Linked DNA regions of Homo sapiens: region 1 is linked to region 2. A link is an interaction called in ENCODE POLR2A ChIA-PET data of the cell type or tissue named here. Cell type or tissue: endothelial cell of umbilical vein. All regions are shown on one strand. Links, peaks and the distances in the headings refer to the core of each region. The heading gives the core; the rest is flanking DNA.

Region 1 (15,538 bases), core at 3,153-11,152, 65 kb before region 2:
CAGAGAAAGGAGGTTCAGGGCCATGTGTGCTCTGAGGGGGGCTGAGTTGGGGTTGGCTCAAGAGGTAGTGGTGACTGGGAGGCAATGGGGTGGGGTCCTGGGTTCTTCAGCACTGTGTGACTTTAATCGTGGAACAAACTCCCTGGACTTTAATTTCTTAATCTCTAACATTGGGGAAAGGCCTCCATCACATAAGGCTGCTGTGAAGGCCAAGTTGCACATGGATGTGAATCATTCAGCACAATGTCTGCTGCACCATCCACGCTCAATAAATTTTAGTTCCTATTCATTAGCAGAATGTTCCTGAAAGCTCTTGCAGCCTAGGAGCAATAAAGAGTTTAAAGAACAATTGTTAATTTTATTTACCATCAATGTTTCTATCAGGTGTCATGCATGCCACTAGTGTCACAGAATTGAATCAAGATACCATCTTTTCATCCAATGAGTTCAACAAATAATCAGGAGATAGAGAAACCAACACGTAGCAATAACCCACATGAGAAACGCTTCTTGGGACTATTTTTGGTTTATTGTTTGTTTTTTCAGACAGGTTCTCACTCTGTCACCCAGGCTGGAGTACAGTGACACAATCATGGCTCACTGCAGCCTCAGCCTCCCAGGCTCAAGCAATCCTCCTATCTCAGCCTCCTGATTAGCTGATATTACAGGCATGCACTGCCATGCTGGGGTAATTTTTTGTATTTTTTTAGTAGAGATGGGGTCTCTCTATGTTGCCCAGGCTGGTCTTGAAATGCTGGGCTCAAGCAATCCTCCCACCTCAGCCTCCCAAAATACTGGGATTACAGACAAGAGCCACTGCATCCAGCCCCTTCTTCAGAGTATTTAAAAGGTGCTGTGGGAGTCCAGGAGCCAGGTGTTCACCTGTACACATGACTTCAGCCAGGGCTTCACAGAGGAGCTAGCAGAGGAACAATCAGTAGGAGTTTTTTAGGTTGTCAAGCCCAAACAGAAGAAACAGCCTGTGTGCTAATAAAGATGAATTTCTGTCATTTTTTTTGAAATTATCAGAATAAGTCTTTTGGTTCAGAGGACACAGTTCATGTCACATTTTCAGAGTCATCAAAGCAGTGTGTATTAAGCTTGTCTTTTAATTCTGATGCTTTGACATCCGGGGCCTTGCTGACCCTGGAGAGCCTGCCTCTCCCGGAGCTAGCTAAAATTCCTGGAGATAGTAAATGACTCACCTGGAGCGCGCCTTTCATATGCAAACCAACCGATTGGAGCCCATCCTCCTCCAGCTCCTCTATTGGGCTCCCACGGGACTCTATATTCGAGACCACATTCCACCTGCCCTAATCACCCCGGGGCCTAGTACCCGGCAACTAGGAACAGCCCCAGCACCCCTGAACCCACTACAATTATTCAAACTAGCCAGTGCTAAACCTGCTTAACCTGCTTACTTGGCCTCACCTATTCTCCCCGAAAAAACATAATAAATTATTGTCCATGTTTTCTCCTCGCTCCATCTGCTCCTGACCAACCCTGGTGCTTCCCCATGTGGCCTGTGTGGTGCACCTTGTCTCCTGTTTCTCAGGATCTGTGAGTAGAAACTTCTTCATTTCTGTGTCCTTGGGTCGTACCGTACATGATTAAATCAAATCCCAGGTACATTCTGAACAGGGTGTGTGGATAAGGAGTAGGTGGGGGTTCAGAACCTGGCTCCTAATCTTCAAGCTGGACCAAAAGCCCTACAGAGGAAAGAGACTGTGGCTGTCTTGTCACTGCTGTATTGCTAGCACCCCACATAGTGCTAGTACACGCTGGGTGCTGGACAAGTGTTGTTAATGAACGAATATGCAACCCACACTCTGGGCAGCGTGGATCCTGCTGACAAAGTTTGGTCTGCCTGGATATCATGTCCAGGGACCTGGAAATTCCTGAATTTCAAAGTGCAGCCCAAGAGCACACTTTGGTCCTTGAGGAGGACACAGGGGTTCCCCACAGGAGCCCACACACTGGCCACAGCCAATGCAGACAGGTAGACCAACAGGCCAGCAGCTTTGAGAACTTCTCAACCAAACTCCTGGGGATCAAAGACCATAGGAGTATCAGAATGGGGACATGATGGGACACAGGGGACTGGATTCTGGGAGAAGGAAGGAATCAGTCAGATTACAGCAAGGGAGACTGATGGGTTCAGTGAGTCAAAAAATGAACCCATTCATTTTTTGTCATCCCAGGTCAACAAAAAATAGGAAAAGGAATTAAATACTGATCTTTACCCGAGCTCAGACTGACCTGCCTACAACGATGACACATCTGGAACCTGCCTCTGGGGATGGTACTGAGAGTAGAGGCAAGGAAAAAAAGCCAGGACTCATTAGCTCCAAAAGTATGACAATATCTGACAATGTTTTCATCGATTGATATTGGAACATACAGCTGCACGTTAACCACAAGAATCTCCAGATCTTAATTTAAATTTCTTTGTTCTTTTGTGTACATGCTTCATCCCTGGGAACCCTAAACCATTACCAAACTATGATGCTAATTAATGGAGCTAGTAAAATGTCACCACTCTGGGGCCATGAGCCAAGATTCTTCTACACGAATAAGGTTAAATGGTGAAAGCCTAGACATTCATATCCATGGTGTCTCAGCATCATACATCAAAGGGTGCAGGGAACTGATAGCTTTGTCATTTTCCTATTAATTGACTTGATCACTTTCACGAGCAACCATCTGCCAGGTAGAGGGGAAAAATAACAATTAGATTTACACCAGTCTAGCAAAGCTCGTCCCATGCAATCATCTAAAGAATCACTGAATCCCTTTTTTTTTTTTTTTTTTTTTTTAGATGGAGTCTCGCTCTGTTGCCAGGCTGGAGTGCAGTGGCGCAATCTCGGCTCACTGCAACCTCTGCCTCCTGGGTTCAAGCAATTCTCCTGTCTCAGCCTCCCGAGTACCTGGGACTACAGGTGCCTGACACCATGCCCGGCTAATTTTTGTATTTTTAGTAGAGACGGGGTTTCACCTTGTTGGCCAGGCTGGTCTCGATCTCTTGACCTTGTGATCCACCCGCCTCGGCCTCCCAAAGTGCTGGGATTACAGGCGTGAGCCACCGCGCCCAGCCAGAATCACTTTAATTAATATCTCGAAATACAATTCTCCCAGATTCCTTCTTCATCTCCTGACTTCTCATAAAGATGACATCTAAAGTCTGAAATGGTACATAGATGTAGGAAAAGGAATGGCTGTGAACATGGTTCAAATGCAGTGGACTATGCATGAGATATGTTGCCAGAGAGATGTCTTAGACTACATGAGGGTGATGTAGGGGTGGGTTCCTGCATTGAGCATAGCAGGATCCATTCCTGCCAATACGAGTGAACTTCTCACTTCCTGAATCGTCTCTGAAATCTACCCTTCTGCTCCGCAGGGCAATGAGCAATAGAGAGGGCATCTGATAGAAAATACTATGACAATGACTGCTACGACTTGTATTAGTAGTATTCATCACTGGAAAATTTAGATTTAAATTTTAAACCTAAAATAAACTTACTACTTCGTTGTAGTTAGTAGTAGTAAGTCTATTTTAGGTTTAAAATTTAAACCTAAATTTTCACCGTGTTCAGAATGTACCTGGGATTTGATTTAATCATGTATGGTAGGATCTAAAGCCACAGAAACGAGGAAGTTTGATGCTACTATTACTACTATTACTAGCAGCACCTAACGCTTACATAGAGCACTTACCGCTTGTCAGCCGTCCTTTCTTCTAAGCCCTTTACATATACAAATCATTTCATCTTCGTAACAATTCTATCATGTAGATTCCAGTTTTTATTCTTTGTAACATCAGCTAATCATTAAATGTGCTGGTGGCAGAGCATATTTTGTGTGTGTGTGTGGTAGCAATAATGAGATAGGGAGGTGATAGGGTATGTCCTAGAAATTTTAGGTTTAAAACAAATGAAAGGTCATCAATCATTTATAAACACACGCTGGGTGCCAGCATTGCACTAGGCATTTTACACACATGATCACGTTTGATTTCTAAAACAACCCAGTGAGACGGGATATTAATATTGGTGATGCTTACCTGATAGGAACTATCACCATCCTCCCTGGAAACATTTTATTAAGGTTTGCCTCTTCCTCATATCCAGCTTCAGGGCATGAAAATTCAGGATTATTTATTTTCTGCCTTTAAGGTACCTCTATTTAAGATAAATTTCGGCAAGATTTGGTTCCTGAGCATGGAGAGGATGGCCAAACAAATGCCAGTAAGAGCTAGAAAAAGATTTCTTGGTAGATTTCACAAGGATACAGAATGTAGCAGCGCCCAAAAGTTATCTGGGTTCACCCAGATTTGATCACCCCTTTGGTGTCAAGGGTGAAGAGTCCACCATTCAAAATAGGTTTTGAATAGAAAACCGTCACTTAGTACTCAAGCTAATTTCACCTTTTTAATCAAAGAAAAAATAAAATCAATAGAATCAAATAATAAAATTAGTACTCAAGCTAATTTCAGCTTTTTAATCAAATAATAAATATAATAATAAAATTTATTTTTAATCAAATAACAAAATTGTAATCAAATCAAAAAATAAAATAATAATGTTTATTAAATCCTTCAAGGGTTACAGGAACTGTGTTAAGACATTTTAGAGCTTTAATTCCTTAGTGCTTGTAGTTATTAATAGTATCAGATCAGTCCCGTTGCAATACCCTCAAACCTGGTGCCTCAGGGCTAAAAACTGTCTTCTGGCTTGTTTTCTGACTGATGCTCTAGGTTTTTTTTAGAGCACCTTCACGCTCTCTTTTTTTTTTTTTAGACAAGGTCATGCTGTGTTGCCCAGGCTGGAGTGCTGTGGCACAACTGTAGCTCACTGCAGCCTCAACCTCCCAGGCTCAAGCGATCCTCCCACCTGAGCCTCCCGCGTAGCTGGGACCACAGATGTACACCACCACGCCTGGCCAATTTTTGTATTTGTTGTAGAGATGAGGTCTCACTATGTTGCGCAGGCTGTAGAGAGCCTTCTCTTGCCCTGTTCTTCCTGAGCTTCACTTTGAGTATCCTTACAGGGTTTCAGTTTCTCCACAATTGTGTTTCTGCCTGTCTCCTGCCCAGCCTGACCTAAGCTCCATCCTGTTACTTGATGTCAGACCTCCTCAGTGCTATTTTGCCTGCCTCCTGATTGACCTGGTTCTCTGATTATTTCCTGCTTGCCAATAGTTCGTCCCTTTGATTGTCCCAGCTGCCTGAATGGTTCTGAGGCTGTCTGGTTGTGTGAACTGCCACCGAATGCTCCAGGCACCCCACAATCCTCCCCTAGCCAGCACCACATTTAATTCAGAAGAGCCAGAGCATGCCCCACCGGGGGAATATGTCCAGCTTCCTAGTCTTAATCCTTCTAAGTCTCGTCATTCTTGATGCCTTCTGATCTCCAGCTTTGTGTTCTTAAATTACAACTTGGAGACAAATACTCATTCTGGTCCTCTCATTTCCATAACAAAAAAAACTCAGCCCCACTCACAGGAGGGAGTAATAGTCGCACGGGAACAGTTGACCTTTCCCTTCACCTTCTTACTTATTCCTCTCTGCAGAAAAGAAGTGACATTTTTGGTAAGATCGGGAGAAGCTGGCAACCACTGGGCCACATTAACAGAGGCAAGAGCCAATTCTGGGGCCTCAATTTGGTCTCACTTTGGTGCTTTCTGATCTGTCTGTTGCTCGGCCCAAGTTGGCCTCATGATCCCTGCAGTGTGCTGGTCAGTCTGATGTGAAGACCCAACTCCCCGGAGAGACCTCCAAGTCTACTTGGGGGAAGCCACATGGAAGCTGTTCTTTGGTTCCAGACCAACTGGAAGCTCTGCTTTGAGGAGTTACTGGGTTCCATCCAGCCAGGAGTAAAGCTGATACTCTTTGCTCTTCATCTATCTCCCTGTGCTGTTCTCAGTTTTCTGTGAGCCTGAAGGAGCAGGATGGGCACTTGACTGGCATTTGTACGCTGCCCACAAATGCACCAACCATATACTACATTACAGTCTCAGGCTTTATTTGTGAATATGCTATGACTGCTGTCTTCACCTGGAATGTAAGCTCTGAAAGTAGGAGCCACATAGTCTACTTACACGTGTGTAGCAGGAAACCAATTAACTCTGGATATGACTTTATGATCGTTTCTATAGCGCTACATAAGTAGATTCCACAGCCAGTTGTTTCAAACCATCCCAAAGTCACCTGATACTAGTAAAATTCCAAGAAAGTCACTTTTCAATAAACTGATAGTCACAGCTTAGTAAGCTACCTCCCAAATGGGTCACCAAAAATAAATCCTCTAAAGGAAGAGCCACTGAAGGATAAACGATGTCAGCCATTCTCCTTGGCAATGCTGGCTTTCCTCCAGCAAGGTCCAAGTGACCTCAATTACTTACTGCAAGTCATCTTGGTTAAATAAAATCAGTCTGCAGTTTGGGTGGCTGGGGCTTTATCCAGGAAAACTGTGGCGCTGAGAGGTAGCAGATACAAAGCCTGCTGAAATCTGTCCAGATAGTATCTGAGCTCCCAGCAAGAAGGAAATGCCACCACCATCTGCCTCTGTTTGTGATGACCTGGGAATAAATAAAAATTAACCTTGGCCCTTGAATGAATCACGGAGCTTATCAACACTTCCTTCGTGTCTTTAATGACTATTGTGAAACAAGTTGACAGTGAATGTTGGAGAGATAGGGCAGAAGGGCTATTGTTCTAAATGGCTCTTTACCAGGCACGGCACTTTGCACCTTCTCATATTTTGTGCCATGATGCACTTTGCACCCTGTATTAGTAACAGTGAAAAATAAGGAGACAGCATCTTCTGAAGCCAGCAGGAGCTCAATGAACCACCGGAAAAGAAAGAAGAAAGGAAAAATAAAAGGAAGGAAGGCAGGAATAAAAGAGGGGAAGGAGAAAATGCTGGAGAGAAGAAGGGAATGACAATCCCAGTCTCCAGATGGTCAGTGTGACTGATGGCTGAGGTGGGTATCCAGGGGGCTGCATCTGGCCTCTGCCCAATTGTCAATAAATAGGCCAGTTTCTGTACTAGCTGCTTAACACACATTATTTTCTTTTATCCTCATAGCAACTCCAAGATGTATGAATCACGATTTTACAGGTGGGGCTATAATCTCTAAAAACTTTTTAGAAAAAACAGCCAGGCTGGGCATGGTGGCTCACGCCTCCAATCCCAGCACTTTGGGAGACCAAGGCAGGTAGATCATCTGAGGTCAGGAGTTCGAGACCATCCTGGCCAACATGGTGAAACCTCATCTCTACTAAAAACACAAAAATTATCCAGGCATGGTGGCGGGCATCTATAATCCCATCTATTGGGGAAGCTGAGGCAGGAGAATCACTTGAGCCCAGGAGATAGAGGTTGCAGTGAGCCGAGATTGTGCCATTGCTCTCCAGCCCGGGTAACAGAGAGAAACTGTCTCAAAACAAACAAATACCCAAAAATACAGCCAGAACACTCAGCTAGTGAATAGAAAAGCCAGCACTTGGACCCAAACAAGGCTGATGCCAAAATCCAAGCTCTTTCCACCATTCTGCATTGATCCTCAGTGGAAATGCCACTGGGCACTGGGGGAGAAATATTATTAGCCATTAACTTTATCTTGAACTAACAAGCTAGTCACTTAGAGAGGCCCTGAAGAAATGGAACAAGGTACAAACACATTTTGATTGGGTTAGGAGTTGGGGGAGGAGGAGGCGTTGGGGAGGGCTCTGGAAGAGCAGCGGGGAAATAGCTCTAGATTATGGGATGCTAATTTAAGCTTTATTGGTTCTGGCGTTTGCTGGACCTCTGAGCACACGCAGGCTTTCCTCAGAAAACACACTGCTGCAGGTGCTGAGGAGCACATTTAGGATGTGTTATCAGGGACAGAGCGGGCCAGAGCCCTCACCGCTGAGAGTGCACGTGTAAAAAAAGATTCACGGTATATTTTTCATGAACTGGTTTGGGCTGGAGCTCAGTCAGTTTAGCCTTATTTTTCTAAATCCGCACACCATGGGGAAAAGGTAAAGAAGGAAAAAGATATTTTGATCAAATGGCTCGTCGGATGTGCCTCTAGAAGACACAGAGAATTGTAAGGCTAACTCCACAGTCAAAATCAGGAGGAATGGAGATCCCTGGGGTTCCGATACCCAAACCTGACACTAATTTTTTCTTTCAAATGATGATTCTAAATAAGTGGGGAGACGACTACCAGAAATCTGAATCCACTTCGGAGACTTGTCGGCCATTATATAATTGGAAGCTTGGTGAGCTGAACCAGCTATTTCCGAAACTTCTTTTGTTTAGTTTCAGGAACATTGTTTGCAACAAAGAAGGAGACATCCCTTGCATCCTGACATATGGTACCTTCTATTTATAACAAGATTAACAATTCATTCACACCTTGATTGAATACTGCTTTATTGAGATGTCACAACAGATTCTCACAGCCTGCAAAGGGAAAGACTTACAAATGATAATATTATGACAAGCAAGACACCTAAAAGTAAATGAATCATAATTGATGATAATTAGAAAGAGCTCAGCACAAACACAGAATCATAGCAGTGATGGTGAGCAGGATTCGCCTCTTGCAGAAGGACTGCCACAGAGCAATTCTGCTGAATTTTCATTGAGAAGTTGAAATCCACTCACACCTGTAAGTCCTAGCTTATTTTCTTATTCATGTAAGAAGCTCCTCCTTGGTTTTAGGGTTTTAGCATATGTTTACATTTGTCGTCCGCAGCTTCACATGAGCCCTTTGCTTGAGAAGGATAAAACTGACGGCTCCTTCTATTACGATCTGGCTGGAAGCAAGGGCATCATCTTTAACACCTCCTTCTGTCCTTCACCCCACATCAATAAGCAAGACTTGTCGATTTGACTCTCAATATTTACTGAATCTCTCCATTTCTCCCCATCCATACTGTTGCCATGCAGACTGGGCCGATATTGTTTCACCTGAGAGTTACTGCTTCCTCCCTGGTCTGATGTCTCCAATCAATTACCCAGAGTACTCCATCTAAAGTGTTTGAAATTCCTCTATGGCTCCCAATTGCCCTTAGAATAATGGTTAAATGTCCAGGTCCCGCAATCCTGCCTGAGAAGCAGGACAGTGATTGCACGGTGATTGAGGGCACACTCTAGTGTGAGTCCTGGTTCTGCCAGATGGGTTACCTTGGGGAGGTCATGTAGCTTCTCTGACTTTCAGTTTTATGATCTACAAATGAAGATTGTGATAGTATCTATCTTACAGGAATCAGCTCCATATAAACCTCATGGAGCAGTGCCTGACCTTTGGCTAATGCCTGTAAGCATTAACTTCCCACTGCCTCCCTTAGCTCAATAGATGAGATAGCAAAGCTTTCTTCTTCTTGTCTCTACATGCTAGCCCCAGGCACTTCTCAGTTCCTCCACTCCACACTCCGAGCCTAAATGCGGGCATTGGCTATGCCCTCTTACTGGAAGTTCCTCATCAGCTCCTCCACCAGGCCCACCCTCTGCACATACTTGACCTGAATAACTCCAAGTCATTTCTTACGTCTCTGTTTTAATGTCACCTCCTCAGGGAAGCCTTCCTTGACTGCTCCTGCCCCTTTCACCTACAGGTAGGCCAGATTGCTTTGTAAAACACTCTCCTCATGCTTACACTTCTTTCTGTAGCCTTTCACACAGCGGAAATTAGCCGTGTTTACTTTTTCTGGATAATGCTTATCTCTCCCTTAATACTGAAAGCTCTGTTGAGGACAGGGATTGAGTTTATCTTATTTACTATTGTGTCATCCAGACCTTAATTTGTTGGATGAACAAATCTACTTCATACTGCCTCCCTCATTAACAGATAATATTAGTTGACTTACTGTGGTAGGCAGAATAATGGCCCCCAAAGGTGTCCACGTCCTAATCCCTGGAACCTGTGAATATGTTAACTTAAAGGCAGAAGGACTTCGCAGATGTGATTAAGGATCTTGAGATAAGGGGATCGTTGTAGATTAGCTGAATGGATCCAGTGTAGTAACAGGGGTACTTAAAAATGGAAGACAGGCCAGGCGTGGTGGCTCACACCTGTAATCCCAGCACTTTGGGAGGCCGAGGCGGGCAGATCACGAGGTCAGGAGATCGAGACCATCCAGGTAGCATGGTGAAACCCTGTCTCTACTAAAAAGCCTAAAAAAAAAAAAAAAAAAAAAAAAAAAACAACTTAGCTGGGCATGGTGGCACATGCCTGTAGTCCTAGCTACTTGGGAGGCTGAGGCCGGAGAATCACCTGAACCCGGGAGGCAGAGGTTGCAGTGAGCCAAGATCGCACCACTGCACTCCAGCCTAGGTGACAGAGTGAGACTCTGTCTCAAAAAAAAAAAAAAAAAAAAAAAGAAAGAAAAAAGAAAACAAAAAAGGAAAACAGGCGCAGGAAAGTCAGGGTAAGAGAGATGTGATATAGGAAAGACTTAACCAGCCACTGAAGGCTTTGAAGGTGGAAACACCTTGTGAGCCAAGAAATATGGAAACCTCTAGAAAACAGATTCTTCACTAGGGCCTCCAGAAGGAAGCAGCCCAGCTGACACCTTGATTTTAGCTCTATGAAGCTCACTTCTGACTTCTGACCGCCAGAAGTATAAGGTAATACTTTAGTGTTGTTCTATGCCACCAAGTTTGTAATTTGTTATGGCAGCAGTAAGAAATGAATACACTTATCCAAGATTAAAATGCAGTGGTTAGAGCCAAGGGCCAGCCCCCTGTTCTTTCCACTACACTACCCTGCCTCTGCCTCCTGCTTCTCAGATCTTGCTGGTTTTCCAATTTGCTTTCATCTTTTTGTTTCCAGAGGAAGAAATCATTAGAGATGCAGCTGCTTACATGCAAGAGCATGTGCACGAAGCCTGGATACACAGATGCATGTGTGCGAGAGAAGGTGTACGGGATTAGAGAGCTCTGAATGGCCTCATAATAGAATCCCAGGGGAGGGCCGGAGGTCCCAGGCCAGCGATGCTCACACGCCCATCTCCTCCTGTCTGTGCCGCACAAAGCCTGACAAGGCCTCACTCATGTTTCAAAGCGCTTTCTCTTTTCAGAGCTATTTGTTATTGTCTCTGCCATCACAAGTTTAAAAAAGGAAAGTTAATTAAATATGGAACAAGACTGAGCAACATCTTTTAAACCATCATGTCATTAGAACTGGAATCCTTAGAGAGCTGCTTAAAAGGGGTTTGAGAACAATGACTGTTCAATCAGATATTTATGGGCATAGTTATGTAAACACACTCTTTATTGTCTATGTATATTTAATATAATTATCAGTTTTGTAGTTGGACTCTCCAGAGACCCAACAAATCACAGTGTTGCTTTGAAAATGTCAGCAGAAAAGACAATTATGTTGCTAGCAAATATTCATAAATTATATTAAAAAGTCCTGTGGAAATGTCCCCATGTTGCAGAATCCTTTGCAGGAACTAAATGATTCTTGTATTTCTTTGATTTAAGGGTGATTTGAGAAGCAAGAAGGTTCTTTGTGAAATCTTACAGATAGGTGCATGGCAAAGGCACAGGCCAACCCTGGAAAACAAAAGCATGTGCATTGCAGAAAATTCAGAAAGTCTGTCCATCATTTTCCTTTTGCTGACTATAATCAGTTTGTACGTGCACACATCCATACAGGTACACACCTGCTCACATAACCGACATGCACATTTTATGCCTTAAAGTATCCCATTAAAGAGAGAAAATAAATTCAATCTGTTCAGTCTTTTAGTACCTACTTAGAGCCATAACTCTTTCCTATGGTATTTTTCTTTAGCAACTATTTATAGTATTTCCCATTTTTCCTCTCTTATCATTTTTTTTTCTCATTATGCACATGGAGAAGTAAGTGGAGAATTGGGAAACTGCTCAGTAAATTAAAATGCACCAGGCTCTTGCTAAACCAATATGAGTGGTGTAGGTTGATAAACACCTAGTAAGCGTTCACAAATCACTTCTATTGCAAGATATACAATCTGCAAATCAACATCTTAATTAGCAGCTAATGACATTTGGAAGGAAAGGTTAATGTTAAGTGCACAAAAGCAGTGTGGTTAAAAAAATTAGATTTTCCTGCCTTCTTCTTATAAAAAATAAAAAAGGAGAGAAAAGATATCCCATGATTGTAATGGGTATTATAAATATACACGTATTGGCAATTTGAAGCATCTTAATAATAGAAGGCCTGTATTGATATGCTACCTTTCATCTCAGGAGTTCAAAGCACTTTGCCTGTATCTCATTTATCCTCAAAATACCCCTCTGAGGGTAAGTGTCTACAGGCAAAATGAAGTGGAGAGTTGAGGCAATTATCAACATAATTCAAACCCAAACCCCTGTTAATGAGAAATAAGTGGACTATCTGCAGAGGCCGAATTTTCCTGATGGGCTTTCTGTTTAGATCAAATTCCCCAGACACTGAGCCACTTGGACTGCACCATCCCCAGGTAGACAGCCCAAGGAAGCGAGTGCAGGGAAATCAGTCACTTTATTTTAAAAAGCTAGTGCCGAGTCGCATATTCAACCCCATCTCTCCTCAGCTGGGGCCGCCTGGGTCTCCTGCCACCTCCCCACACCACAGCCCATGGAAAGCTCCAGGTGGGCCCCTGCCTCACCTGCTTTCCTCTCTGGAAACCCTTCACACCTGTCCATGGCGTTCCTCCTCTCAAATCTTATCATTAGGTCCAGTTCCTCCTAGAAACCTCTTTTGTTGGGGCACAAAAAGACACCATCGAATTTTTATTTTTTGATACATTAGATTGGCTTGCTGGTAATTTTTACCATAACCTGTTGGACATATCTTATTATCTGTACAATTTCAGTTACAATGGCATGAACTGTTGCTAGCTTGCCCTGTATTAAAGCGCCCCATCGCTTTCTGGGTCCGGCTCAGGCATGCGTGGAATGGGTTCTGCATGTCTTTCTGCATCCATGACCTCCTCCCCTTGGGCCTGTTACCAAGAGGCCTCAAGGAATTGCCACTCAGCAGGGCACAATCATCCTCTACAGGAGACCACTGCCCTCCCCTTGGCTCATCTATCTCCAATGGTGGACACACCATTTCCCTTCATTTCCCATGGGCTCTCAACAAGTAATAAGATTTGTGGATTTGGGGGCAGCTGAACGAGTGAATCACATATAATGACCTATACAGGCTGGCCGTGGCCCATGCCCCGGGTCCATCAACAGCTGTCCCTGGTTGCACCCGCAGGCCTATGCCCCACCAGGAGTGTGCCTTGCTTCTCCGGCCTCTCGCTCCCATGCCCCTCAAGCTGCAGAACAAGGAGGATGTTTTTCTCCTTATCCCACTCCGAGCCCCACCTCCTGAGTCTCCATTTCCAGTCCTAAGACACAGCTTTCCCCAGAAAGATTCCCAGTGGAACATCCATTTCTTTCAGGGGAAATTCTAGCCCCACCTGCAGGGGTGTGATTTGTGCTGTGCCTGCACCCCTTCCCCAAAAACACAACCCGCAGCCATGTGTGCAGTTCCCGAGCCCTCAGCTCAGCTCAATTTGCCTTCAGTTTCTTACCCAGAGGAAAGTGAATCCCAGGCCTGCCTGGCCTTCACACTCTGGGCTCTTCAGCACTATGGCCCAAACATACATTTTCAAAGAAAATCACAAAACCCTAAAGAAAACACAACATACAGAAATAGGACATTCTGTTTATAGCTGGAAAGAGACATTTCTTTGATTAAAACTGCATGTATTTCACTCACTGCCCTATTATCAGGGCCTTCCCAGTGTGGGGCCCACAAGAGGCCCTCACTTATGTGCTGACGGGAAAACTCAGCCAACGTGAAGGGCAGCGGATGCAGGTAAGCATGCAAAAGAGGGAGAGAACCTATCTGCTAACAAGAGATAAAGAATACACCCATATTTTATGGAGAAGTTAGTCTTTGAAAATTGACCACACAGCAGCAAAAAATACCTTGTTTTTATATAGCACTTTCCTCCTAAATACTTCAAATTATTTTCATGTTGATTATCATGGTCATTCCCATAACCCAGCTATAATTAGTTGTCATTGATCACATTTTATAGGAGCACAGTTTTAAGTGACTTATCCAAGGCCACAGAATAAATCAGTGGGAGTGACTTTGAAGAAGAGGCTTCAGGTTATCTCTCTATCCACTCCCCTTTTCCCTGCAGGGATTTAGTTAGACTAGACAGTTATCAATACACTGCATTTTAACGACTTATTTTTTATATGTCTCCCCAGTAGATTGTGGGCTATGATTATCCATGTCTGATGGAAAAGACTTGATGCACGAATGCTTAATGAAATGCTTGTTGAGTGAATGTTGAATGTTAGTGTGCTTGCTCTTCAGGTCAGTAGGACCAAATCTCAGGCCATCTGCATTTTCTCTCACTAGAGGGACACTCCCAGGTTTGCACTGTGCTTGTTGTTCTATTATTTGGCATCCCACCAATGCTTTCCTTGTGTATTTATTGAGGAAGGCTGTGATGATATTGCAAGACAGAAGTCAAAGCTATTTAACAGCATGGTTCATGCTTCTTGGTATGGTTTGCAGGTTCTAGGCACAGATGACTGGAAGGAGAGAAAAAGACAGGACACGTAACTAGGAAGAGAAATAAGGAATAAGGAGATCAAGAAAAGAAAGGATAAAAGGAGCTGCATCTGGTCAGGAAGGGCAGCTGCCATCCTAATTACCTTTGGTGCCTCATGGGCACACCGATGACACAGGTGTTTCTCCTTGTCTTAAATGATAAATAGCTCCCAGCTGGCCTACCCTAAGTGAATGACTCTCACAGGTGAATAATGGTTAGGTTTCATTAGGACTCAGGCATTTTTAGGGCTTCTTGGAAGGTTCATCAAGATCCATTTATTGTAGGAAGATAGATTGGTTACAGGGATTGGTCAATTGGTTATCTTCTCAAGCAATTTCTGAGCTAAAATCTGAACCACTGCTGTGCTCTTTTAGACCCTCTGCCTTTTTTAAATCACTAAAAAAAGAAAAACCAACAATCACTATGGAATGTAAAGAAATTACCTTGGGTACATCTTTAAGGGTATAGAAAGGGAGTCAAGGAATTGTTAGACCTCACTTTGTCTCTAACGTCCAGGACTGGGTTAGGGATCCTGTCCAGGCTTGCCCGTGGTGCCCTGTGCTTCATTCCTGGTAACTCAGAAGCCTATTTGCCCAACTCTTCACTATCCTGAAGCCAGTGAATGGATAATTTGATGCAACAGCACAGGTTTAATAGCAGGTTGAAAGCATCTAAAAGAAACAGTAAGTGCAAAGTGATACCATCTGGTAGCTTATCCATGAGCACAAATCATCTCAGTTTTCAGAATTCACAGGAATAAGAGTACCTACTCTGTGCCAGAAACGTCCCAATTATTATTTAATCCTCACAACAACTGTAGAAGGATGGATTCTAATCTCCATTTACCAACAAGGAGACTGATGGTCAGCGTGGCCTCATCAATGTTTACAGAGGTAAGATTTAAAACCAGCTGTCTCCAGGCTGTGTTTCTCCCCTCCATGTTGTGGT
Region 2 (15,538 bases), core at 3,891-11,890:
TCACACAATGCATGTCAGTTGTGTAACTATTGCCTACCTTTTAGGGGGTCTCCTTGGGGTAATTGCCAGAAACCTAATGAAGTTTCAGGAGCCCAGAAAATTTCCCAGCTGAGTGGAAATGTTGTTTCAGGGGAAACAGTTTAACACAGCAGAATTGTCTTCTCTTATAAGCCAACACCCTTCCCTTCTTTTCCCTTCTTTGCCCAATGTCTCAGTTTTACACATTTTGCTTTAGCAGTTACTCTCATTTTGAAAACATCCCTTTCTCCAATGCTAGGCCCTGACCTACCCAGGTGGGGAAAAATTTTTGCTTTTAAATATCTTGTTACACCAACAGTTCTTTCCCCGCCTAGCTATAATTTTCATCTTCAAACTCATTTTGGGCATAGGAGTGAATTCCTAGTAAAGGTCCCCAAACACCTAGAGGTCCTGAAGGTGGTAATGGGAGTCTATATATTTTACATATTTCAAAAAGCCTAATGGAAATCACATATTTACTCAGAATAAGGCTGCAGAAAAGATCGGTACAAGTTCTTTGATTTGGTTAGAAATATAGCACGTCCATGTGTTAACGACGGATAATTTGTGTGGATGGGAAAGATGTCGATGTCAGCACAGGGACTCTGGGGTATGACCAGTAAATCTCAAGCTGTTCTTAGAGCCCCCCCATCAACTTTGGTAGATAAAAGCCTTTGGAACAAATAGTGTGAGGTGGGGAAGGGGGTGCAATTTCTAGAAGGGAGTTTGAAGCTGAGAAGGTCAAGAATCATTGCTCTGTAATGTTCCTTAAGTGACCCTGTGGTCCTATAGGGCCAGTGCCTTTACTTTTGATGGCTTTCCAGAAGGAAGGGAGGTTCTAGGAGGAATCCAGTGACCCAAGGATTGTTAGAGCATCTTATCTGACTTCTTCCTTGCATTTCTTCTTCTGATAGAGCAGCAATGTGTTGCAGATTCCAGGAGATTGCAGGTTCCCATTCCTGCTCATCGCGGGCTGCATCAGTGCCTTGTTTTCTCTTTCTAGGAAATTAAAGGAGGTGACACCATCTATTTCTTCATTCCCTGCAGAAGAGGGTGAATAAACCAGATATTATCAATGTTCAAATTCCTTGGAGTAGGATACTTTGTAAATACAAGTTGTTATGATCTTATTAGTCCAAGAAAAGCAAGAATACAAAGACCGATACAGTCTAAATGGGGCCCTATATATTTTTATATACAGGTAAAGAAATATATGTGTATAAATATATACTTATGTATATTTTATACATATGTGTACATCTTACATGTGTATGTATACACACATTGTTTTTCCATTTTTGGTCTGATTTATTAATAATTAGTGTTCCACTAGAAAATGAGTTTTATGTGAATCATGCACACACTGCTGAAATTGTTTCAATGGCAGATCATATTTTACCGTTGGGGTTTCATAAGTCACTGCGGAGCACAACACCATATCCATATTCATATTTCAGATCTGTCAAGACACCCGGATAGTTCATCTGATCACATGGATTTCTATTCCAGGCCTTGAGAGACAAGAAATCCGGTCATCACAGAGAGCCTGGGCAATTAAACTGAATCAGTGCTCCGGGTCTCAGCGGATGTCTTCTGGGTTACCATGGGGGACATGGGTTGGTATGAGGTTTAATCAGGCACTAACAGCACCTTGCTGGGAACTTCATGGTTGATAAAGGCAGCCGCATCAGACCAAGTAGCTCCTACTTTTTAAAGAGAAAGCAGCCTCTTTTGAAATGTAAAAAAGGCAGGCTTTGTTGCAGCATGCAGTATGAAGAGAATCTGAGAGGAGTTGCAGTTGTTTCTTTCATAGGCCCTAGCATTCTTTCTGGGTCTCGATAATAAAGTGAAAGGCACCCCTAAGGCTAAATTTTTAAAGGGCCCTCTATGAACCCCAAGCTGGCCAGCCCTGTGGGCCCCATTGCTGGTCCACTATTATGTAGGATTTCGCTATTACACTTGTCATTGTCATGCTGCTTTGTGAATGACATTGGTCACAACCAGGTTCTTGTGCCATTTTGAATAGCTGGATCCATGTGCAAAAAAAAAAAAAAAAAAAAAAATGAGGGAGAGAGGGAGAGAGAAATACCATCCAAATAGGGCCCAAGTATGTGTGAACGGGAGCCTCTTCTGAGGTCTAATTGCACTTGTCTCTGAGGAGGAGAAATGATCTTGAAGGAGTTATTCTTTGCCCTGGAATTTCATTTTGCAGTAACTCTTTTCAGGCAGTTTTTAGTCTCAATGAACGTGGGAGGTGTGGTTGATAGTCCTATTAAAAGAAGTCTTTAATTTGTCTATATGTAGACTGACTATGTAATTTCTCATTAAAATCAGGACACTTTAGTGAAAGGGGGTATTAGTCATAATCACTCAGAGACAACAGGCATAAACCAGGGTTATTCCAGGCACATGGTGACTCAACAGGCAGGCTGGCTTTACAGCTTCTAACAGCAGAACCCAGGCTTCCTCACAGAGGACCCCTGCCCTAAACTCGGAGGCAGGTCTTGGAGAGTCACAGGCTAAGACAGTCCACTTAGCAAAATCACAGGAACCCCAAGTATGCAGATGAAGAATATATAATTTAAATAAAATAAAGAGACAAAATGTTGCTTCATTCACAACTGGATATCTCTGTATTCTTTTCTAGAGTTACAGAATGCTAGTGGCATCTTCTTTACTATTATTTATCCCCTCTTTCCTCTTTTTCTTTTTCCTCATCTCTCTTTTCAAGCTCTGAGACACTCAGCAGTGCCTGTGTCTCTTGGTGGCCACAGCAATCGGGGTTTACAAGTGTGGTCCTTCCCCATCCCCAACATCCTTCACTTCTGCAGCTGCCAGTGGCCTTCAGAAAGACACATTGAATCCCTTGTAGCTATCGGATGGGAGCCTCAGCGCTTGCCTTTCTCATCTGATTCTTCTAGAGCTACTGAGTCACAGCATCAGTGCTGGGATGCTTGATGACAAAAGTCACTGCACCCCTGCCAACCACCCTGAAGCCTCGGAGGAAATTTTCTTGAAGATAGTGAGGGTCAGGGAGCAGGAAGGGGGTGAAATCAACCCCAGAACTCCCGTCACCCACTTGCCACCACTTCCACGACTCTATCCTTCCCAGCACTTGCCGGGAGCCTTGCCCCAGAAAAGAGAAAGGTACCAAAATCTCTTCTCAAAAGCACCCAGATACTGCCACAGGGTTTGTGTTATTTTCCCCACATTTTAATTCTATTTAGTTACTGTATTCCACTTCAAAACAGGACAAAGAGGAGGAAGAGTAAAAGAAGAAAGGGAAGGTTGAGGTGCTCCTAGGGAATAGTCTTGGGGTAAAGTAACACAGGGTGACAGCTATTTTGAGGCAAAGGAGAGAAAGAGCAGGAGGCTAGGGATATGATCAGGATAATGAAATGTTGGTGACAAAAAGGTCCAGGAATGTAGTCAAGTGTCAAAGGGCCCTTGAAGAAAAGAATTCCCTTTACTCGCCACAAATCTTTTTTTTTTAAGCCAGTTCTTAAAAACTGAAACAAAACTTTGTGTCTGTTGTCACAATTTCTCTCCAGCGTGAAACATGACAGTATTTAAGCCTTCATTGACACATCCGGAGTGCCCCAAAGAGAAAGGGGTTAATTGAAAAGGTTGCAAACCTTCCAGTACATGGGACTTGAAACGGATGTACATGGGTGTTCATGTGTATGTGAGTGTGTTCCTTCCTGGGCTTCTCTTTCTAGAAGATTTTGATGGTGGCTGCACTGTATCTTAACTGTCAAGCTATTTTTTCCCTGCTAGCTTTCATTTGTGTTTTTCCTCACCTTTCCGAGACCCTTACCTCTCCTCTCTTAAATCTACTCACCACAGAGCAGACATAATCCCAGATTTTCAGTAAATCAACACTATATGCTCCCCACTGACTGAGAGAATTTGATACTGACAGACTGTTATACCTAAAAGAAAAATACTGCCATGGTTCCTCACATTCTTCGCCAGGAAAAGAAGGCAGGGAGGAGTGTGTGTGGGATCCATTATAAATTAGGCAACACAGAGCCCACTATTCTTAACGTGTATTTCATGAAAGTGGATGCATATGTTACCCTACCCTTGCCCACGTCTTTGACCAAACCAACCTCAGTACCTGGAGTATTTCCAAACGCAATTAACTCCCTTCAGTACCAGGGCACTGGTGATTTATTCGGACTACAGCAAGGGTAGAGTCCACTGCCCGAGAGAATGCACGGCCCTCCACATGGGAGATCGAGGCTGAAATGTGGGGACTTTGAACGCCACACGTTGCAAACTCTGGGCTCTGTCTTATGAAGGCATGTTCTGGCTGTGGGGTTGAAAGAGCGGTTTTCTTTTGTTATTCATCCCTGTGTCGATGATGGGCATGGTGGCAGGATTTAGACTTTGTGTTACCAGGTCAGAATTACTGAGAGCAGAACTGTCTTCAAGGTTTCTGAGTCTATCTCAGCTTTAAATATCAGATCATGAGCACATGCATAGATTTAGAACTGACTGTTTTTAGGAGATTAGGACTTCTACCCATATGTTCCAGGGCCTGGGGTTGGGAATCCAGGTAACGACTATCTAGGGACCACAGTAGGCAAAAATGTCTGGGGTAAAGTAGTTGGCAGTCGTGGTCTTACAGTGATCCAGTCATCTCTCAGACCAGTGAGCATGGAAGACCGAGTTATTGCTTGGCAGACCTTGGATGGAAGTGGCTACCAAGAGATCAGGAGCTACTCAAGGGCAGGTGCCATGCTTTCCCCAAGGAACAAACACCAGTCCCAGTATACACTGTAAAGGTGTGTGCAGAACAGGGAGTGGGTTTTTAACATCAATTATACTTCAGAAAGGATGCAAATATATGCCCCTCTTGGGAATTCACAAGCCATATTCACTTATTGAAGTCTATGAGAAATCCTTCTGAAATAAAACCAAACTTCTTATGTTTATTTGGTCAAAGAACTTCCTCCTCCCTACCCCTTCATAACACCTCTTAGGTGCTCACAGAATTCTTCAGGAAGGGCTGACTTATTCATCTCTCTGTTTCTAGTGCCTGTCACCATGACCAGCACCGAGAAAGTGGCAATATGATCTGTTCCTTTATCCCACACATACGGATTGGGCCCCAGGCAATGTTCCAGGTCCTGGGGATATAGAAGTAAACTAAATAGATAGTTCCTGTCTAGTGAATCTGATGTTCTAGTCTGTTCCCTGTAATCTCAGTTTGATCAATGAGGTTCAACATCAACCCAATCCCTTAAAGTCCCTTTAAGTGAACTCGAGCCAGCCCAAGCCAAGCAGGTGAACTGCTGGTGGACATGACCCAGCAAAGGAGTCCCCAGCCACTCCTACAGGGTACTTCAGGCAGCAGACGACCCCGCTGCTAGGTGGCTTATGGGGATCCTGGGCATCATTGCATTCAACTGCATGAGCCCCCACAGCCTGCTGGTGTCTCTTCTGCTTTGCAGGGCGTCATGCTTTTGTCTGTCAATCCCAGCCCTGTGGCTGCCACAGCATGTGAATCTGAAGGAAAATCACTCATTTTCACTTTTTCTCAGTTTCCTAACATATAGCAAATAGGGATGATTAATAATATTCATCTCCCATTTCATATCCCCTTTGGGAGATAGCAACCTCTCTGTAACACATAATATAGTGCCTGGGCCCTCTGGGCATTCAAGACTATTTAAATTATTTCGTAAAAGCAAATTTCATTCCTTTTATTTCCTCCTTTTCAGCCTCTATATGTATTTTTTTTCCATAGGCAATGTTTCTCTTCTGGTTTTTGTTTTGTTTTCTGAGGGCAACGGCTGATGAAAGGAAACAATCACCCCATCCTCTGTGAAGCTGAAAATCCCCCAGTTTCTCCTTTGGTGCCCAGCGATACCACTGAGTGTCAGCATGCGTCTGTCTCCTTCACTCATTTTCCAAGGACCCTCTCCATGTTTTTAGTAATTGATTAGGGGCCCTGCAGAGGTCTCCTGCACCCCCTGTGGTCTGTTTCATTTGTGATGACCACACCTCCCTCACAACCCACTGAGATGTCAAAAGCTGCTATTCAGAGGCTGGCTGATCCATTGAAGTAGGTTTTGGCTGGGAAAAGTCCCCCTCACCTCTTCTCCCCGCCCCTCCCCACTGTCTGGATCTTCCTGAGGTCCTCTGGATCACCAGGAGCTTGGCAAGCAGGGAGCTCAAACTCAAAAGTGCTGGAACCACGGTGCAGGGTTTGTCTGGGCTCCCAGCCTCCTCACCCAGCACATGGAACCTTGCTGGGAAATATTCAGCATGTGCCTGTTACAGATTAGTTCTTCTCTTCCTCATGCTCCTTTTTTTGCCACACTGTTTAGGGATGGAGGTTCTCCTCAGCCTCTGGAATAAAGCCTATTTGCTTAGTATAATTCTACCCTCTCCTGGCTTTATGCTGGGTCCAATCACAGATTTTAATCAATAGCCACAAGTACCAGACTTTCTTATCTCTTCATTACTACTACATATCAGAACCCTATTTGCTTGTGTTCTTGAGAAAGACAGAGAAAGCGAGAAAGAGAGAGAGAGAAAGCGAGAGAGAGAGAGTATACTGACTCTGAGATCTTGAGAAACTAGCCCAATTAGAAGCTACCATAAATGGACTCTTAGGAGAAAGTTGTGCCTCTAAAAGTTCTAAGTAAGCTCTTCAAAGATGCCAGACAATCAGCAAATGTGTGATGACACAAATGAGTATGTGTAAAGCTGGTGAGACCTGCAATTGACATTGGGACAATGTCCTGGTCCTACTATAGTTACACAAGATGTTACCATTAGGGGAACCTGGGTGAACGGTCTATAGGACCGTTCTATATTATCATTGCCATTTCCTGCCAATCTATAATTACTTCAAAATAAATAGTTTTAAATATTGCATGGCGAGACTAAGCAAACATTTTGCTCCAGAAAAGTAGTTTAAAATTTGGGTGCTATTTATAGATCCTGCCCACTTTTTAATGACGATAAGACTACAGCACCCAAGCTTTTCTCAATAGACAACTTACTGCAGACCCACTAAGGTGGCAGGCACTGAGGATGTATATTTAGCATGGTTTTCACACATGTTGCTGAGAGTGGACATTGGATGAATGATTGGATGAATTTAAAAATAAATGAAATACCTTTCACAACATCTGGATGGCAGGGGAGTCAGAGTTGTCCTTTTTGCAGCAAAATGGCTTAGTGGTTTGCAACAGAAGGTAGAACCTGAATATATAGTGTGGTTGCTACATTTGACTATAAAAACAGGGCTTGGAGCAATAAACCAACCATGATTATAATAATAGTGACCGTGTCTTTCAGTGTTGGGGACCCTGAGAGTCAGTATGGTTTATCTCTATATCCCTACTCTAAAGAGCAGGTGACTACTTTCACAATGAAAAGAGGGGAGCCACCAGATCTTCTATGTACAAAGCCTCTTTGAGCCTTTTTGAGCATGTGGGTGTCCTTCAGAACTGAAGCAGACCTCCAAGGCCAGATATTTAATACCTGAAATGAAGTAATTCCACTGGAGTAGAATAAGAAACATCAGCCTGGGAACAATCAAGTTTCAAGATGAACCATCCATGTGAACTCTTTCTGGAATATTAGTTCTATACTACCTATGCCCTCATCCTCCCTCCAGATGGTGGACAGCCTTGCCTGCCCTAGCCAGGCTTAGCTACTCAATCTGCCCCAGGCTGGAAAAACCTCTGCTCATTTTTGACAAAGTTGAGAGGAACTAGGCACAGTGGGCAGAAAGTAACAATCTCCCCTGTGCACAGAAATTAAATATGGCTGATAGCCCTGCACAATCTCATTAAATCATTCAATATCTGTTACAGGGAAGAACAGTTAAGGACTCTGTGGATCCAGAAAGCTGATAGAACAGAATGGTGGAAACTACGGTCTTCTCTAGGCAAAGCCTTAGTGCAATGAAAGACTTTCTGTTAGAGCTCTCACCAAAGAGAATGAGCTGTTGCCTGAGGAGGAGTGTGTCTCCATCCCTAGAGGCATCCCTACAGAAGCTGGGTGGTCATTTAAATGACGTAGGATGGAAGGGATTGATGCTCAGGTTAGAGACTTGAGTTCAATAGATGGTCTGTCCCAACCTTCTAGATTCTCAATGCACACACTTCATCCAAGGACAAAATGGACTCCTGAGAAAGGTGTGAGACCCAGGCAGAGATGGGCAGCCTGTGAAACAGGCAACAGATGCTCACCTTGTCATCTCTATCTCTGTCTCCCCACCAGAGCTCAGGACAATGGCCCCCAGGAGCCACTGGATGTTCCATTTTAGTCCTGGCTTGTACGGAGTGCGCCCTCTTTCTGAGAGGAGGTGAGAGGGAAGGGATGGAAAGGGCCAGGCTCCCTGCATGCTCCCAGGGACTGCAATTCTCTCCCAGTAGGCAGGAGGATGGGCAATTACACATACAGAGGGGTGTCTGGTCAAAAGAACCAACAAAATCCCATGGCTTAACAAAAGCCTTCAAAATCTTCTCTGGGAAAGAATTCCAGGCTCTCCCAAATTGTAACTCATTGTATCACGAACACTTACTTTGGAAATCATGTCAGATTCTAAATTTGAAGAACACTTCTAATATCTGAGCACCTACCTACTGGGTGCCCAGGGTAGTGCTTGGCGGTTTTACATCTTTGGCACAGAGATAGGCATACATGTCTTATTGTCTAACAGTAGTAATTTTTTTTGCAGACTTTGATTCTATTATAACAGCTCCAGTATTGTGCAATAACTGCCGTCACTCCAGTGGAAGCATTGTTCCTGGTCTGTGACTTTTATTTCACGAGTAGATAAAGATTTAAGAGGGAAATGACTGAGAAACTTGTGTTTGGATTAATGTAAATAAGACACAAGGTTTTCATGCCCTTCTGCTTTCACTGGGGACTCATTTCCCTAATACAGTCTCGTTGTAAAACAATCCACTCCTGAGGAGGTCAACAGTGAAAAGTTTGTCTTCTGAAATTAGTAATCAAAGAGTGAAAATAATTAATAGAGAAAACAGTGCAGTTCCACACTGCGTTCCCATGTAGATGTCTATAGAACAATAAATCAGTAGGGGAAAGAAACAATATAGGCATTTACAATTAGGCCTCATGCATAATGCCCTGGAAGGAGAATTTGTGTTAAAAAAGACAACATCTGCTGCAAGTTGGTTTATAAATAATACAGCTAGATATTCAGGTAATGACATGACAGACGGTCTCTTGTGTCCTTGTCCTTTCGTGTCCAGTGCTGAGTGTGTTTACATCCCGCAGCTTATGACATACATGCCTGGCCTGCTTGTGCTCGGGCCAGGAGCCTCTCTCTTCTCAGTTAAATGCTTCTTTACCCAAACCATAGCATTCCACATTGACGACCCAGATATCCAGAGAAATCTGCTCCATTTGGTTTTAATTGATCCCTTACTGTGAGAAGGTAAGCGCCTGAAAGAAGTGTGATCAGATGCTCATTCAGTACTTTCATCCATGAACCAATTTCTTTTGTGTTGACACCCAGGCTTGACAAAAAGAGTGATGGTTAAGGTCAAGTGCATGAAAGCTAATTCTAAACAATGATGGATGAGCCAAGGCTTGGGCTCTATCTTATCTAGGATGTTCTGCTAAAAGGTTGGATATTTTCTCCCCATTTTTAAAAGTCCTCTTATTCTCAAATTAATGGAGTTATCACAGATCCAGTATTTGTGGGGATCTTTTCTTTTATTATTCAGCTCTTTGCCACTCTGCTGACAGCAGTGTGAGTGATGGCCTTCAAGCAGATGATTCTTCTTTGCCATGAAGGAACTGATAAATACTGCCTGTCTCTGCAATAAATTGTGCATGAAATAGTCCACTCTGGTAATCTACAGAGTTATGGTAAGGAAAATGGCTTTGTGAGGAAATACAGCAAAACTGAAATTAACTGAAATCCAGTTAAACAGAATCTCTAAAGAAGCTGAATTATATGTTTGTTTATTTGCTATTGTTTGTTTCTATTTATATTCATCTTTGGGGGAAAATAGTAGTGTTGTCTGGGGCTTAATCAAAAAATTCATTTTCAGGACATTTAATGTAATTAGAGATTTATTCCCAGCTCTGGTACCTTCTATGTCCTCAGTCCTTACCTATGAGATTTCCCATTTATAATGATGACCCAGAGGCCAAGCAGCACCCAGAATTCACAAATAAAAATAAAAATAAGCTTATGAATTTCCATTTCCTAAAATGAAGCAAATTTATGTATGACACACATTTGTCAATAGTAAAGACCGAATAAAAAGATGCAAAAATTAAAGATTTTAAATTAGAAATCTCAAGCTCCATTTTAGTATATAAGGATTTTTACCATACTTAGTAACACATAATGCATTTCTAAAAAGATTTAAATGAGTTGTTGGGATAATTTTTGTTAGTTTATTTGGATAGGTGCTTTAGACTTCAGTGTTTTGTTGAAGTGGTTATAGAGTCTTTTCTGAAATATACACATGCTGTTAGATATCTCTCTCTAGGATATCTATATCTATGGCCACTATAGAGATGTTACCCGGCTTGTAAACTAACTGAACATGTTCTCTTTCATTTCCACACATTGACCTAATATGTGCTAGGAACTCATTTGTAAACCCAAATATTTTGTGTCTTTCTCATGGATATTAAAATGTGCCCTGGTGTTAGCCTTTCACAATAGAGTATAAATTTAAGTCAATGCGTTGACCCTTCCAGGCATCTTACCAGTGTCAGGATGATCTCAAAGAGTGAAATCAAAATGTTTGTCATCATTAAAAAAGCATCAGTGAGCAAGTATTGTGATGAAAACCAAAAATCTCTTAACATCATGGTATTGTTGAGCTGAAAGAAAACTTGGAAAGCATCCAGTAGCTCATTCCAATGATTTAGGCTCAATTCATATTGAGGCCCTGCTTTATGTCAGGCAATACACTGTTTTGTGAAATCTGCTGTTTCATTTAATTCTTACAAAACCGTATGAAGTTAGGGTGATTATCATTGTTTCATAGATATGGTAACTGAGTCCAACAGAGTATTAATTTATGGGCTCAAGATCATACAACCAGTACACAGCAGAGCTGGTATTTAAGTATTCTGGTTCCCAAAGTAGAGGTCTGTCCGTTACAAGACTAATTGGGAAGCATATTAAAAAGAGCAGGAAACACAGGACTTACCACTGGTGTTCATAATGAAATTCTTGGGAGAAAGAAGAAAAGAGAAATCCTGGTATCATTAGCTTTTGCTACAGTAATGCTGTAACAAATACCCAAAACTCAGTGGATTAAAACAACCATCAAGTATCTGAGGATCAGCTGGAAGTTGGCTGATTCAAGCTGGGCTCAGCTGGGCTTAGCTTCAAACTTCAGTTTGGGACCAGGCTTGGTCTATATGTCTCTCATCTTCCTTGGACCAGTGGACCAGTGAGAGCATTCTCTTATCATGGTAATGGAAGAAGCACAGGAGAATAAGATTAACCACCTAAGGACATTTCACATCTCTTGTTTGTGTCACTTCTGATGGCATTCTATTAACTCTAGAGGAAGAATAACCCCCATGGGTTCTTTGTTGGGAACAGACCCCTGTAACAAAAGTGATTACCAAGAGAAAAACAAACAAGTTTATTAACATGTATATTTCATATATACATGGAAGACACCCAGGGAATGAGTAGTTCTCAAAGTAGTGGCTTTGAATTTCTGCTTATATAGCATCTTCAACAAAGAAAGTTAAATTTTTAGAGAAATGACAAGACATAAAAAGACTTTGAGACTCTAGGATAAGTAACTGGGAGGAAGGCAAGTAAATGGCAGATAAAGGCTAGTTAGCAAAGTTAGCAAATGTGAATTTCTCTAGTACTGTGTCAAAGCCAATAAGGATCTCAGGTTGTCTTCAGTGGTTTATCTTTCCTCTCTTTGGTAGAAGGGAAGGGTGGAGGGGCAGGATATCCTCATGTCTTGGTAAATCTAAGTCTTGCTTTTAGACAAGTAAAGGCAAATAGAGGGATGGCAGACAGCATTCCTGTATCTGCTTCTTACTAATCATCTTCAGTCCAACCATCCTTCATATTTGGGGATGGCATATTCTGGTCTCCCACATGACCAAAGCAAATTGCAAGGTCAAATCCAAACTCAAAGGTGCCATTAGTAGGAGAAACCCCATCTCAGGATCCTCAAAAGCCTCATCTAATCACGGCATCGGGCTCAAAGCCCATGATTTCTTAAACCACATCAAGTTTGGGTTGATTTAAAGACCAAAGAACTGAAAAGGCAAGATATGTGCTCCCTCCTTGCCTAACACACATGGTAGAACAGGGACAGGCCCTCTCCTCTTTGAAAAGGAAAGGATAAGTGGCCTATTGCTGCTCTCATTCACAGCAAGACGAAAAGTCTGCTGGGCAAAAGTGTCCAAGCCCTTCCCTGGGATTAGTAATGTTTCTCCTCCAGGCCCCAGTTCTGCTCCTTAGGGGTAGACCTTGTGTCCGCTGTTCTCCACCACTCTTGGCTCCACCTTCTGGAAGGTCTTTTTTCTTTTTTTTCTCAACATCTTCTTTGGCTACTTCTGATGAAGACAAGAAAAGAAACTCTTTTTAAAGGCTGAGTAGCTTCTTCAGAGAAGGGATGTTTATAGCTCAAACAATTTCAGTCCTTTTCTATGTCCAGCAGTGCTTTTGCCAATACAGCAGTTCTCTCTTACCCAGTTTCACTTTCCACGATTTCAGTTACCCACGGTCAACCATGGCCCAAAAATATTACATCCAATTAGATATTTTAAGAGAGAGGGACCATACGCACACAACTTTTATTATAGCTTATTATTATAATTGTTTAATTTTATTATTGTTAATCTCCTTCTGTGCCTAATTTATAGATTTTATTGTAGGTATATATGTATAAAAAAACATAGAGGCCAGGTGCGGTGGCTCATGCCTGTAATCCCAGCACTTCGGGAGGCCAAGGCGGGTGGATCACCTCAGGTCAGGAGTTCATGACCAGTCTGGCCAATGTGGTGAAACCCTGTCTCTACTAAAAATAAAAATTAGCTGGGCTTGGTGGTGCACACCTGTAATCCCAGCTACTCAAGAGGCTGACATGAGAGAATCGCTTGAACCCGGGAGGCGGAGGTTGCAGTGAGCCGAGATCGCACCATTGCGCTCCAGCCTGGGCAACAAGAGTGAAACTCCGTCACAAACAAACAACATAGAATACATATAGTTGGGTTCTATCCATGGCTTAGGACATCCACTGAGGGCCTTGGAACATAACCTCTGCAGATAAGAGGAAACCACTGTGTACGTTTCTCAAAAGTTGTGTGGGTTTTCTGTATATTTGATTCCAGTCAATTCCATGTGCCCAAAACTCACTCTTAGTTATTTCCAAGACAGGCCTCTCTCTCTAGAATCAACTAGGAGTATTTTGGCCTCATTAGATGTCTGTAGAACTATGCCTAATCTTCCTACAAGCCTTTTTGCTTCGCTGAGAAAGCATGTTAGACACCATCTTATTTCTTTTGTAGCTCAGACAAAGTGTGGAACAGCCATCCCTCTGATTTGGTTTTTATGTTGAGAATATATCTTTTTGGCAGTTGGATTTGATTTTTTCATAGTCTCTATCATCATGACCACACCCTTGGTTAAGTAAAAAGTCAGTTTTATTTTCTACATTGAGATTTCTGGATTTTCTATATTTCCTCAAAATTTTGCTTGCAAAAATAGTCAGCTATTTTCTGAGTTCTTCTCCTTCTCAGAGTTTGTCAAATGCAGCTAGGCAAAACAGCTCAAGCTTTCAACGTTCTGCTTCCTATCTCCTCCCTCAAATCTACAAATTCATTAAGTACACATTCAACCTTCCAGATTATTGCCGGCAATAGCTTACCAGTGTTTGCCATGGTGTTAACATGTGCATGCTCATGTCATACCATACGCTCTCAGTTTTTCAGTCTCCTGCAACATGTGTTTGCATGGCTGTTTCTGTTTTGGTTTGTTTTTGGCCATTTTTTTTTTCTAGCTCCCTATGGTAGCTTTTACACCAGTTACTATCCGGCTCCCACATATTTTAGGTTTTCGTTATGGAAGTAATCTATTATGCATTCCTGTATTCATCATTTATCTACCATAATGTTCCATAAGAAACCATCTCAAAATCCAGTGGCTTTTAAAAACAGTCATGTTGCTTATGCATCTGTGGGTTGCCTAGGGGCTGGCTGATCCAGGCTCGGCTAAGTTGGGCTCCATTCCAGGCTGCAGTTTGGGTCCAGATTTGGTCTGTGTATCTCTTTAGACTAGTAGGTTTGCTGCATCATGTACTTCTTATGGCAATGGTAGAAACCTAGGCACATTTGGTGTCTCTCATGCATCCTGTTTCTTTACATCCTATTGGTAAAAGCAAGGTAGACCTAGGATTAGCTTTTTATGGCTGTCGTAACAAATGACCACAAACTCAGTGACTTAAAACACAAATTTATTATCTCACACAGTTCTGCAAATGAGAAGTCCACCATGGGTCTCATGGGCTTAGCTCAAGGGGTTAGCAGGGCTGTGCTTCTTACTGGAGGATCTGGAAATGTATCCGCTTCTAATTTCATTCAGATTGTTGGCCAAATTCAGTTCCTTTGGTTTGCAGAACTGAAGTCCCTGTTTTCTGGCTGACATTCCAGCAAGGGCTCATCTTTGCTTCTAGTGCCTTCCAACATTCCTTCCCATGCCTTCCTCCCCATCTACAAAACCAGCAAGGACACATCAAGTCCTTCTTGTGCTTCAAATATCTCTGACTTCCCTTGTACTGAGTCTCTTCCACCTTCCTTTTCTGCCACATTTCTCTGACTGACTCCAGCCAGAGATATTTCCCCATTTTTAAGGGCTCTTGTGATTAATTTGGCCTACCTGGACAATCTGGGCTACTTTTCTTGATTTAAGATCTGCAGCTTTAATTTCATTTGCAAAGTCTCTCTCAGGCCGCATATATTCTTGTTAATTGAATAGCCAGTGGACAGAAACATTGAGTTTGGTCCACTGCAGACCCTAAGTCAAGGGGTGCAGACATGCCCTCTAGTCCACCATGAGGCTAAAGCATGTCACATGGCAAGCCAACATCAATGCGGGTGAGAGAAGCATAATCTTATTAGAGACAAGGGAGAAAGAGAGTGAATATATTTGAAAAATCAAAACCAAGGATTGGCACACTTTTTCTGTAAATGGCCAGATAGTAAATATTTTAGGCCTTGTGAAATATATGACTGCTGTCCCAACTATTTAACGCTGCCATTATAACTCAAAAGCAGCCATAGACCATACACAAATGAATGGGCATGGCTGTGTTATATTGCAATGACACTTTATTTGCCCACAGGCTGTAGTATACTGACTCTGATCTAAACTGCCCCAGTTCCCCATCTGGCTTCTTCACATATAGAAGAGGCTTTGGCATTAGAAGGTTGTGTCTTCTAATATCAGGTGAGCCCCAAAGATAACAAAACAACAGAAATATTAGATTCTTTAGTAATTTTACCATTGACAACTATTTATCTA

Evidence for each region. ChIA-PET counts read pairs that join two places held together with the same protein. Peaks named below come from ENCODE experiments on the same cell type or tissue, not always from the same donor. Only the 100,000 strongest peaks of a DNase experiment are listed, where the experiment ranks them.
Region 1: POLR2A ChIA-PET joins it to region 2 with 6 read pairs; 2 of 35 experiments call an interaction of 5 or more read pairs at or near these places.

The regions. Positions count from the first base shown.
Region 1 is chr18:25,033,887-25,049,424 of GRCh38, reverse strand. LOC107985141 (a long non-coding RNA gene) reads left to right here and starts at 5,587. Exons shown (of 3, transcript XR_001753376.1): 1 at 5,587-6,984; 2 at 8,310-8,661; 3 at 10,828-11,425. RefSeq lists enhancers at 942-1,522, 10,707-12,558. In endothelial cell of umbilical vein, for the core only: no CTCF peak of the experiment used is centred there; a DNase peak (open chromatin) is centred at 6,564; H3K27ac peaks cover 308 bases.
Region 2 is chr18:24,969,928-24,985,465 of GRCh38, reverse strand. All of the region lies in intron 1 of LINC01894 (long intergenic non-protein coding RNA 1894), which reads left to right. Among named protein-coding and RNA genes, the nearest start is that of LINC01894, 10 kb to the left of the region's middle. RefSeq lists an enhancer at 5,757-6,314. In endothelial cell of umbilical vein, for the core only: no CTCF peak of the experiment used is centred there; a DNase peak (open chromatin) is centred at 8,785.